Regions from separate parts of the Homo sapiens genome. Here regions 2 and 3 are each linked to region 1. Evidence: chromatin contacts called from ENCODE Hi-C or POLR2A ChIA-PET data. All regions are on one chromosome and are shown on one strand. The core of a region is the stretch at or near the end of the contact, and the rest is flanking DNA. Distances in the headings are between cores, read along the strand shown.

Region 1 (2,700 bases), core at 91-2,590:
CAAAAAAAAAAACAGGTTACCTGGCCCCACCCACAGCTTCTGATTCAGTAATTCTAGGGTGGAGCCCAAGAAATTGAATTTCTAGCAAGTTCCCTGGTGACACTGCTGCTGCTGTCCAGGACCACACCTGGAGAATCGCTGCCTCAGCTAATCACCTCCACCCATTTAAGGCTCAGGACCATTTCTAGCTCCTTGGCAAGATGTTCCACAAATGCCCCCAGGCTTATCATAGGATGCCATAGTTGTGTAACTTTAACCAAGTTCCTTAACCTCTTTGAGCCTCAATTTCCTCATCTATAAAATGGGGGTAATAGTACTTCCCTCCGAGTGCAGGTAAATGAGGCCAGGTGCAGTGGATCATGCCTGTAATCCCAGCACTTTGGGAGGCTGAGGCAGGTGGGTCACCTGAGGTCTGGAGTTCAAGACCAGCCTGGCCAACATGGAGAAACCCTGTCTCTACTATACAAAAATTAGCCAGGTGTGGTGGTACACACCTGTAATCCCAGCTACTATGGAGGCTGAGGCAGGAGAATCACTTGAACCCAGAAGGTGGAGGTTGCAGTGAGCTGAGATTGCGCCACTGGTGCAATCCAGAGCTCCAGCCTGGGTGACAGAGCGAGACTCATTCTCAAAAAAAAAAAAAAAAAAAGGTAAATGAGATAATTTGTGCAAGACTTAGCTCAGTACCTGGCACATGGTAAACAATAAATGTTAGCTATTCTGTGGTCATTAATTAGCAATAGTATTACTGTTCATCTGCCAGCTTCTTGAGGGCAGAGACAGTATTCCCATTAGAGACAGAATTCTCAGAGGCAGAACGGATCTTAGAGAAACTTCAGTCCAGCTTCCCAAGCCTGAGCTCACCTGGGAAGCTTCAGTCCAGTTTCCTGAAGCAGCCTCACCTGGGAAGCTATTAAAACATCAGGTGCTTGGGCGCTACCCAGATCTACTAACTCTGAAAACTGGGGCAAGAGGCTGGGCATTTGTTGTTTTTGAGACAGAGCCTCGCTCTGTCACCCAGGCTGGAGTGCAGTGGCATGGTCTCGGCTCACTGCAACCTCCGCCTCCTGGGTTCAAGCAATTCTCGTGCCTCCACCTCCTGAGTAATTGAGATTACAGGCACGCACCACCACGCCCAGCTAATTTTTGTATTTTTAGTAGAGATGTTTCACCATGTTGGCCAGGCTGGTCTCGAACTCCTGACGTCAAGTGATCCACCCGCCTCAGCCTCCCAAAGTGCCGGGATTACAGGTATAAGCCACCACACCCAGCCAGCATTTGTATTTTTAACAAGCCCCCAGCCTGGCCAACATGGTGAAACCCCATCTCTACTAAAAATACAAAAAATTACCCAAGCATGGTGGCAGGCGCCTGTAGTTCCAGCTACTCAGAAGACTGAGGCAGGAGAATCGCTTGAACTCAGGAGGCAGAGGTTGCAGTGAGCCAAAACAGTGCCACTGCACCCCAGCCTGGGTGACAAAGCAACACTCCATCTCACAAAAAGAAAAAAAGAAAGCCCCCACCTGCCAGGTTTCGGAATTACTCATCTAGCCCGGATAGCAGACAGACACAGGGAGGGAAATAGAAGCCCAGAAAAGGGAAGTCTTTTGCCCATCCATGGCCCCAGCTGATTGTAAGCTGAGTGGAGATCAGGAACTGTGACTCCTGATTCCTGATCTGGTCCCTTTTTCCGAGTTATTAATACTTGGGGCCAGGCGCGGTGCCTCACGACGGTAATCCCAGCACTTTGGGAGGCGGGGTGGGCAGATCACCTGAGGTCAGGAGTTCAAGACCAGCCTGACCAACATGGAAAAACTCCGTCTCTACTACAAAATACAAAATTAGCCAGGTATGGTGGCACATGCCTGTAATCCCAGCTACTCGGGAAGCTGAGGCAGAGAATTGCTTGAACCCAGGAGGCGGAGGTTGCAGTGAGCTGAGGTCGTGCCATTGCACTCCAGCCGGGGCAACAAGAGTGAAACTCCATCTCAAAAAAATACGATAAATACTTGGATGCCATCTCATCGACCCATAACCTTCTACATAAATTCCCTCTCCAATATGCATGATGAGCAGCCAGAGCGTTGCCAAAGTATTTCCTGTGTGGAGGAACTCGGCATGTGAAAAGAACACACAATCCACTGCAGAACATCTAATTCTCCAACGTTTTATTTTCTTTAACCAAAACACTGAACAAGTGAAATCCTTAGCTTGGCATACAAGATCCTCCCTGATTTATTCTCCGCTGACCTCTCCAGCTTCGTTTCTTACCAGGACCTCACCTGTACCCTCTCATCCAGACTGTGGGCACTGGGAGGCAGGTCTCATTTCTGCCTCCCCTCAACATCTGGCATGCGGGAAGTTCAAGGGTGAGTGGATGGGGAAGGACAGTTGGATTAATGTATGGAGGTGTGTTCACAAAGCTCTAAAACCCAGGAGAGCCTCTCTGCCAGCACAAATGAGTCAGGTGTCATACTTCTGTGCTCTAGCAGCCAACCTGAAGACTATTTTTGAAATGGAGTATCTCCCACCAGAAATGCATTGTGCAAAACTCTGCTCAAAGGCATCAGTCATGTAGGGCCTTCCATCTTGTTGATTCAAGAGAATGCCTACCTACCCACTCTGCTCCCACCTCCCCAGTGTCATCCTCTCTTCCCCTTGCAGAATGACTGGTCTCACCTTGTCCCACACTGCCTGCTC
Region 2 (2,700 bases), core at 57-2,556, 360 kb before region 1:
GCAAAGGGCCCCAGAGGCCTGTCCCATGGTACTCCCTTCGGTCACTTCACACCCAGTGGCCTAGGATGCTGAAGGAGCCCAGGGTAGGGGAGAGGTCTCCTCCTTAAAGATGGGCTCCAACGTGGCCTGACTGGGGAAGCTTCTGGGACCAAGGCACAGAGGAGGGAAGGCAGGGACTGAGATGGAGAAGATCAGCCTGGAGCATGGAAAGAGCAGTGAGGACCTCGGCTAGGGGGGCAGTGTGGAGAGCCAAGAAAGCCATGCAGAGTTGTCCCATCAAATTTTCAAGCAAGAGAAAGAGGATGATTGAGTAGTCACGGGCATTGGAGAGAGGCTCTGCCAGGAGGGGAGTCTGCCAGGAGAGGACAGTGGATAGGCACCGAGGACTGCCACCTCTCCCACCTTCTGGGCTCCAGGTATCTACAGATAACACTGCTCATCCACACAAGGGACCAGAACAGAGGGCTGAGACCCTGTCCCCCACAAAGACCTCAAGCTGGGTAGTATACAGGGCCCTCGTTCCTTATCACATAGTCCCTTATATCCCTGCCAACTCTTCTGAGACACCCTGCCCCTGGTACCTGGACCCTATTTGTGGGCACCCTAGCTAACATAAACCCACCTGGCATCTATACATGTAGCACCTACACTGAGCTGAGCCAGCTCCACCTCAGTAAGATGCATTGCACTCCTAGGGAGTCAGGGAGTGGAGGGGGCAGGGGCATGGAGGTTGCTGTGGGACCAGAAGACCTAGGACCCCCTCCTGTGCTGTTAAGGTGGGAACTGGGCTCTGGACCCCAACTGCCTGGCTTCAAACCTGGCTCAGCCACACATGGCTGATTGACTGAGAAGTTCTCAACCTCATAGCACCTCCATTGTCTCAATCTTAACTGACAGTCAAGATCCCCATCTCGCAGGGATGTGGAGTGACTCTCTTGGGTGATGGGAGTTGTAGAACACAGGCCAGCAAGGTCTCTGCGCCGAGCCTCCATCCCTGTGCAGCATGAATGGAGACGGTGCACCTGGTCATGCCTCCTAAAGGATGACACTTCCATGCAGGTCCCCTCCCTAGAGGCGGCTAACAGGCATTGGTGTGAGTTCCCAGCCCAGCCCACACAACTAGGAGGAGTTGGTCCCCTGTGTGGATTAGGGGGCGCTAACAACCATGCTCCTGTTTTTAAGCCAGGGCCATGCAGACAGAGGTCATTTGCTGGGTCCCTTCAGGCCTCCATGAAGTTGGTCTTCCTGCTGCTGAGAAGTGCTTGACACAGAATGCCTGGAACCCCGCCAGACGCTCAGACTGAGCCTGCTTGGCACCAGCACCTGGGAAAGAAAGCCACAGAGCGGAGACAGTTCCCAGAAACTGGAGACCCAGGGCTTCTGATAAGGCCAGGCTGCTTTCCTGAGCCTGCCAGCCAGCCCCAAAACACACACAGGCAGGGGAGAGGGCACTGTTTGTGGCACGTCCAGGCCAAGAGAGGCCATCTCAGAGCCCCTGAGAACGGATGTGTCGACACTGGGGAGGCACAAGCCAGCTCCCTGCCTTCCCACAGTAGCTTGGGACTGTGCAGGGCTCTGGGGCATTGGCCAAGACTCACCCAGGACAAGGGAGCTCCATGGCAGGGGAGCAGGGGGGAGCTGCCCCTGCCTGTCCACAGAGCCAGCTCCCATCCCACGTCTTTGTCCTCAGAGCAACTGCTTGTGGGAAGCTGGCCACAGATCAGCATCCCTGGGCAACACCCAAGGAAATGGAGGCTCAGAGAAGGAGGGCAAATTGCTCAAGGTCACACCAGTAACAAGCCAGGACTCAAGGCTGGTCTCCAGCTTCACCCCTCAATGACTTCCTCCTTGTCTCGTGGCCAACCCCTTCTAGTCCTCCTGACCTGGTGTTAAGGCCACCGAGAGCTTTATGTGATTTGCTGAGATGAGTGGGATGAGCACCTGAGAGTGACGAAGAGGACATGAGTTCCAGTCCTGGTTATGCCACTGAGCAGCTGCACAGCCCTGGGCAAGTTTATTTCCCTCTCTGGTCTGTCTCTGTTACATAGGAATGATACCAGGCACCAACCACACTGACTGGGCTGCGGCAGAGCGCAGGAGCCCAGGTACAGACCGGCCTGGCCACCATCACTTCCTCGTGCTCGGTGTTCAGATACAGAACCAGCTGGGGATGACGTCAAGCTCATATTTCCTCTGCAGGCCACAGTGAGCCCAGCCACCCATCTTTCTGTGTATCCGTTTTGTTGCCTGTAGATGGTCTCAGTGAAGCTCAGGAGGTAGCATGTGTGAAATGCCCTCGGGAGGGGTAGCTGTTAGCATACACATTGCCCCATTTGAGATGGCTGAGTAATCGCATTTGATTTCTCCAGGTCATAAGTATGACAAACATCGCATGGTACCATGTTTAATATTTAAAAGGTTGTCCTGGGCTGAGACCACCCCATACCCAGCCCCTGAGCTAGGTGAGGTAAGTGAGGGGGTGGGTAAGGTAAACAGAATCATCTTCAGTTTTCTCCACTTATAAAACTGAACACAAAGACCTACACCACCAGAGATGACTGAGCAAGCCTTGAAACCAGGATCCCAGTGCCTCAGAGTACACGGGGAGGACCCAGGGGTGCACCAGCTTCACACCCACAGGCAGAGGTACCCAGGGGTGCACTGTCTTGACATCCACAGGAAGGAGTGCCCAGGGGTGCC
Region 3 (2,700 bases), core at 101-2,600, 500 kb before region 1:
CTGCTATTTATAAGCCATCCAGTGTACAGCATGTTTGTTAAAATACCACCATGCTTCAGGGTTGCATCTCTTTGTGTCTATCTCAGCCCTGTTGGATCTAAGCTGCATTTTGCACCTGAGATTCTGGAGCCCAGGTCAGCAGCTGCCCCGCCCCGGGGTTATCTCCAGTAGTGCACAGGTGACACCTACATTGCATGTCCTTGGTCTTCACAATTCAACCAGGCATTGACTAGCAGTGGGAATGTGCTAAGGGAGCCATGCCAGGCAGGGTGTGCTTTTGTACAAACTGACTTAGCTTTTAAACAAAAACTGCTTTGGCCAGACATTTGTGTGCAAGCATCAGCTTACAGCAGGGAACAGCACTCTGTGGGCTCACGAAAAATATATGGAGGAGGCCAGATGGAGGTGTGCTGTGGCTGTGGCCTGCTGCATGGTGACAAAGGGCTGGAGGCTTTGAGTTTTGTTTGTTTTCCAAGTCCAGACCAGCAGTGGACGGGGAATCTGGAGGCCTGCTTCCTAGTCCCATGTCTGACACTCTGTTACCCAAGAACAAGGCTCCTGATGCCACAGGATCTCAATTTTCCTGTCTATGACACAGAGGGAGGTAGTGGATTACATGCTTTCTTGCCTCTGGCCTAAGCACGTTCCGATTATATGCCGAAGGAGGAGGCAAGACAAGATAAGAGGTCTCGCTTCAGCCGTTTCCTCCTTCAGGGTCTGGTCTGGGTCTCCTGATACCCAATACCAAGTGGTCCCCATCTACCCCTCCCCTGGTCCTGAAAGCTGGGGCTTTGTGGCAGGTAACACAACTTGCCTTGTGTTCTTCACTTGAGTGCTCTTGAGTTTCTGCTCCCCAGAAAGATCAGTTTCTTGCCAATGTCATCACTTTTAGCCAGCAGGGACCTATCAGCGGCTCCATCAGGCACTGGGGGCCCCAGCCCCCCTTGGCTTAAAGTCTGAGCCCTGGGAACACTGGGGAAACTTAATTCTCGAACACCTTCCACTCAAAGAGCCACTGTTCTGCAGAACCAGTGCTGGCCCCTGTATTTCAACAGCTTTCGGGTGGGTTTCCCACCCCAGACGTCGATAGGGCCTGAAACGCCTGTGAATGTATTGACCTGACTTCACCCGCAGGCTCAGTTTCAAAGGGTTGGCTGAGCTCTGAGCCCGCCCTCATTCCATCTGAGGCTCAGCTCCTGGAAACCTCAGGCTGGATCTCAGTTACTGGGAAGCCTTGCTCTGAATGTGGGTTTTCACTCAGTGTTTCCCGATGAGCCATTTCTTGTGGCAGGACGCCCACCTCTTAGGGGAAACAGCCTTCATTCTGGGAACTTCTTGCTTCATCTCTCCTTCTGTCTATGCCAGAGGTTGCTATGAAGGGGCATGCACTTAGCTGGCAGGAGAAACGGGGTGCAGCTGTGCCTGCCCTTCTTTCTCACTGCCACTGTGCCACCTTGGACGAGTCATTTCTCCTCTGTGGATGCCGGGTTCCCCCTGGGCTTATAGCAGTAGGTCTGCCTTTCTCATTGAGAGAAATAAAAGTGCTTTGTAAATAGGAAGCACTACGTAATGCTATTAGGGAATCCACTCAACAAGGAGTATTGGGGACTTTTTGCTATTTCCCTTCCTGTGACTGAGAAATTAGCAGGCACAGATTGTGAAAAACCAGCCGGCTCTTTGGAATTACAAATGTGCACACACCATCCCACTGAGCATCATTTTCAAAAGGCATATTAAGCAGCAGAGACCACAGGGGGGACCCATGTAAACAGGCCTCAGATCCTGGTGAAAAAGGCTCCCAGAAGCTGTCGTCTACTGAGCTGTTAGGGGCTGCTCCTGCTTTCTGCCCCCAACCCCGCAGCCCTGGCTGGTGAGAACTCATCTCCCAGGGAGAGGGTTCTGGTTCATGGTGAGGGGCAGGGTCCTGGTGCCATGCAGGGCTAGTGCTGCTCCAGGTCCACAGTGTGCCTTCAAGACCCAAATCCCCCAGGGCTTGAAGCTCTCCAGAACCTCACCCCCAGATACATCTCCCAATGTCATTGGCGGCACCCCATGTTTTTTCCTGTTACCCCACAGCAGGCCAGGGGGAATGTTGCCTGTACTGGACCAGTGAGGACGCTGAAGCCCCCTGAGTTGAATGAACTGGCTGAAGACGAGGCTCCCTGTTGTGGTGCTGGAATTTGACTTGGTACCCACTCCCAGCCCTTGCTGTTCCCTCCATGCTCCCTGCTCCCTGCAGATGCACAAATGAAGACCAAAGTCTTGAAAGAAGCTAGGGTCAAGCATCATTAAACCCAGGAGTCTTGTGCTGATACAAGGCAGGGTCTCTCCGGATGTTGAGGCATCATGGCTGTGTTGGGCGGAACCCCTGTTTGTCAGCAAAGGTTGTGGAAGCTCGTGCTCACTCCTAGGGGCCATGGTGATGCAGACAAGTGAGGTGCACTGTGTTTGCCTGAGCTGCTGCGGGCTGTGCTGGGCAGGCCACTCCTCCCTCCTGAGGTGACATCCCACATGACCAGCTTCACAAGGCAGCTTTCCTGAACATGGGTGAGGGGGTTCCGTGGGGGTGGGGACGCTGCCAGGGACTTCTAGGAAGCAGACAGCGTTCAGGGCTCAGCACCACCATCTCACTGCTGTGGAAGCAAGAAAAGGAGACTATAATTCAGCTCAGGGTGGCTAATGGACAGCTTCCCAGATAAC

The links. Hi-C counts contacts between places; a loop is a spot of excess contacts on that map. ChIA-PET counts read pairs that join two places held with the same protein, here RNA polymerase II (POLR2A). Pooled maps may share reads with other maps.
Region 2: a map of Calu3 shows a loop between it and region 1 (3-fold over the local background). The contact joins two enhancer-like sites. A Hi-C loop is called at or near these places in 2 of 168 maps with a recorded cell type or tissue (Calu3 and cardiac septum) and 1 of 50 pooled maps. POLR2A ChIA-PET finds 5 or more read pairs at or near these places in 2 of 52 experiments (K562 and activated CD4-positive, alpha-beta T cell).
Region 3: a loop to region 1 is called in a pooled map, with 2.6 times the contacts of the local background. The contact joins two enhancer-like sites. A Hi-C loop is called at or near these places in 2 of 50 pooled maps. POLR2A ChIA-PET finds 5 or more read pairs at or near these places in 2 of 52 experiments (WTC11 and activated CD4-positive, alpha-beta T cell).

Annotation. Positions count from the first base shown.
Region 1 is chr10:78,044,296-78,046,995 of GRCh38, reverse strand. It overlaps a transcript of RPS24 not described here. Among named protein-coding and RNA genes, the nearest start is that of RPS24, 12 kb to the right of the region's middle. Within about 2 kb of position 1,340, at least 2 of the 41 ENCODE cell types and tissues checked have a DNase peak (open chromatin) inside an H3K27ac peak, as active enhancers do.
Region 2 is chr10:78,407,702-78,410,401 of GRCh38, reverse strand. No RefSeq gene overlaps it. Among named protein-coding and RNA genes, the nearest start is that of LINC00595, 140 kb to the right of the region's middle. RefSeq lists enhancers at 791-1,602, 2,415-2,700. Within about 2 kb of position 1,306, at least 21 of the 41 ENCODE cell types and tissues checked have a DNase peak (open chromatin) inside an H3K27ac peak, as active enhancers do.
Region 3 is chr10:78,542,486-78,545,185 of GRCh38, reverse strand. No RefSeq gene overlaps it. Among named protein-coding and RNA genes, the nearest start is that of LINC00595, 280 kb to the right of the region's middle. RefSeq lists an enhancer at 1,123-1,624. Within about 2 kb of position 1,350, at least 15 of the 41 ENCODE cell types and tissues checked have a DNase peak (open chromatin) inside an H3K27ac peak, as active enhancers do.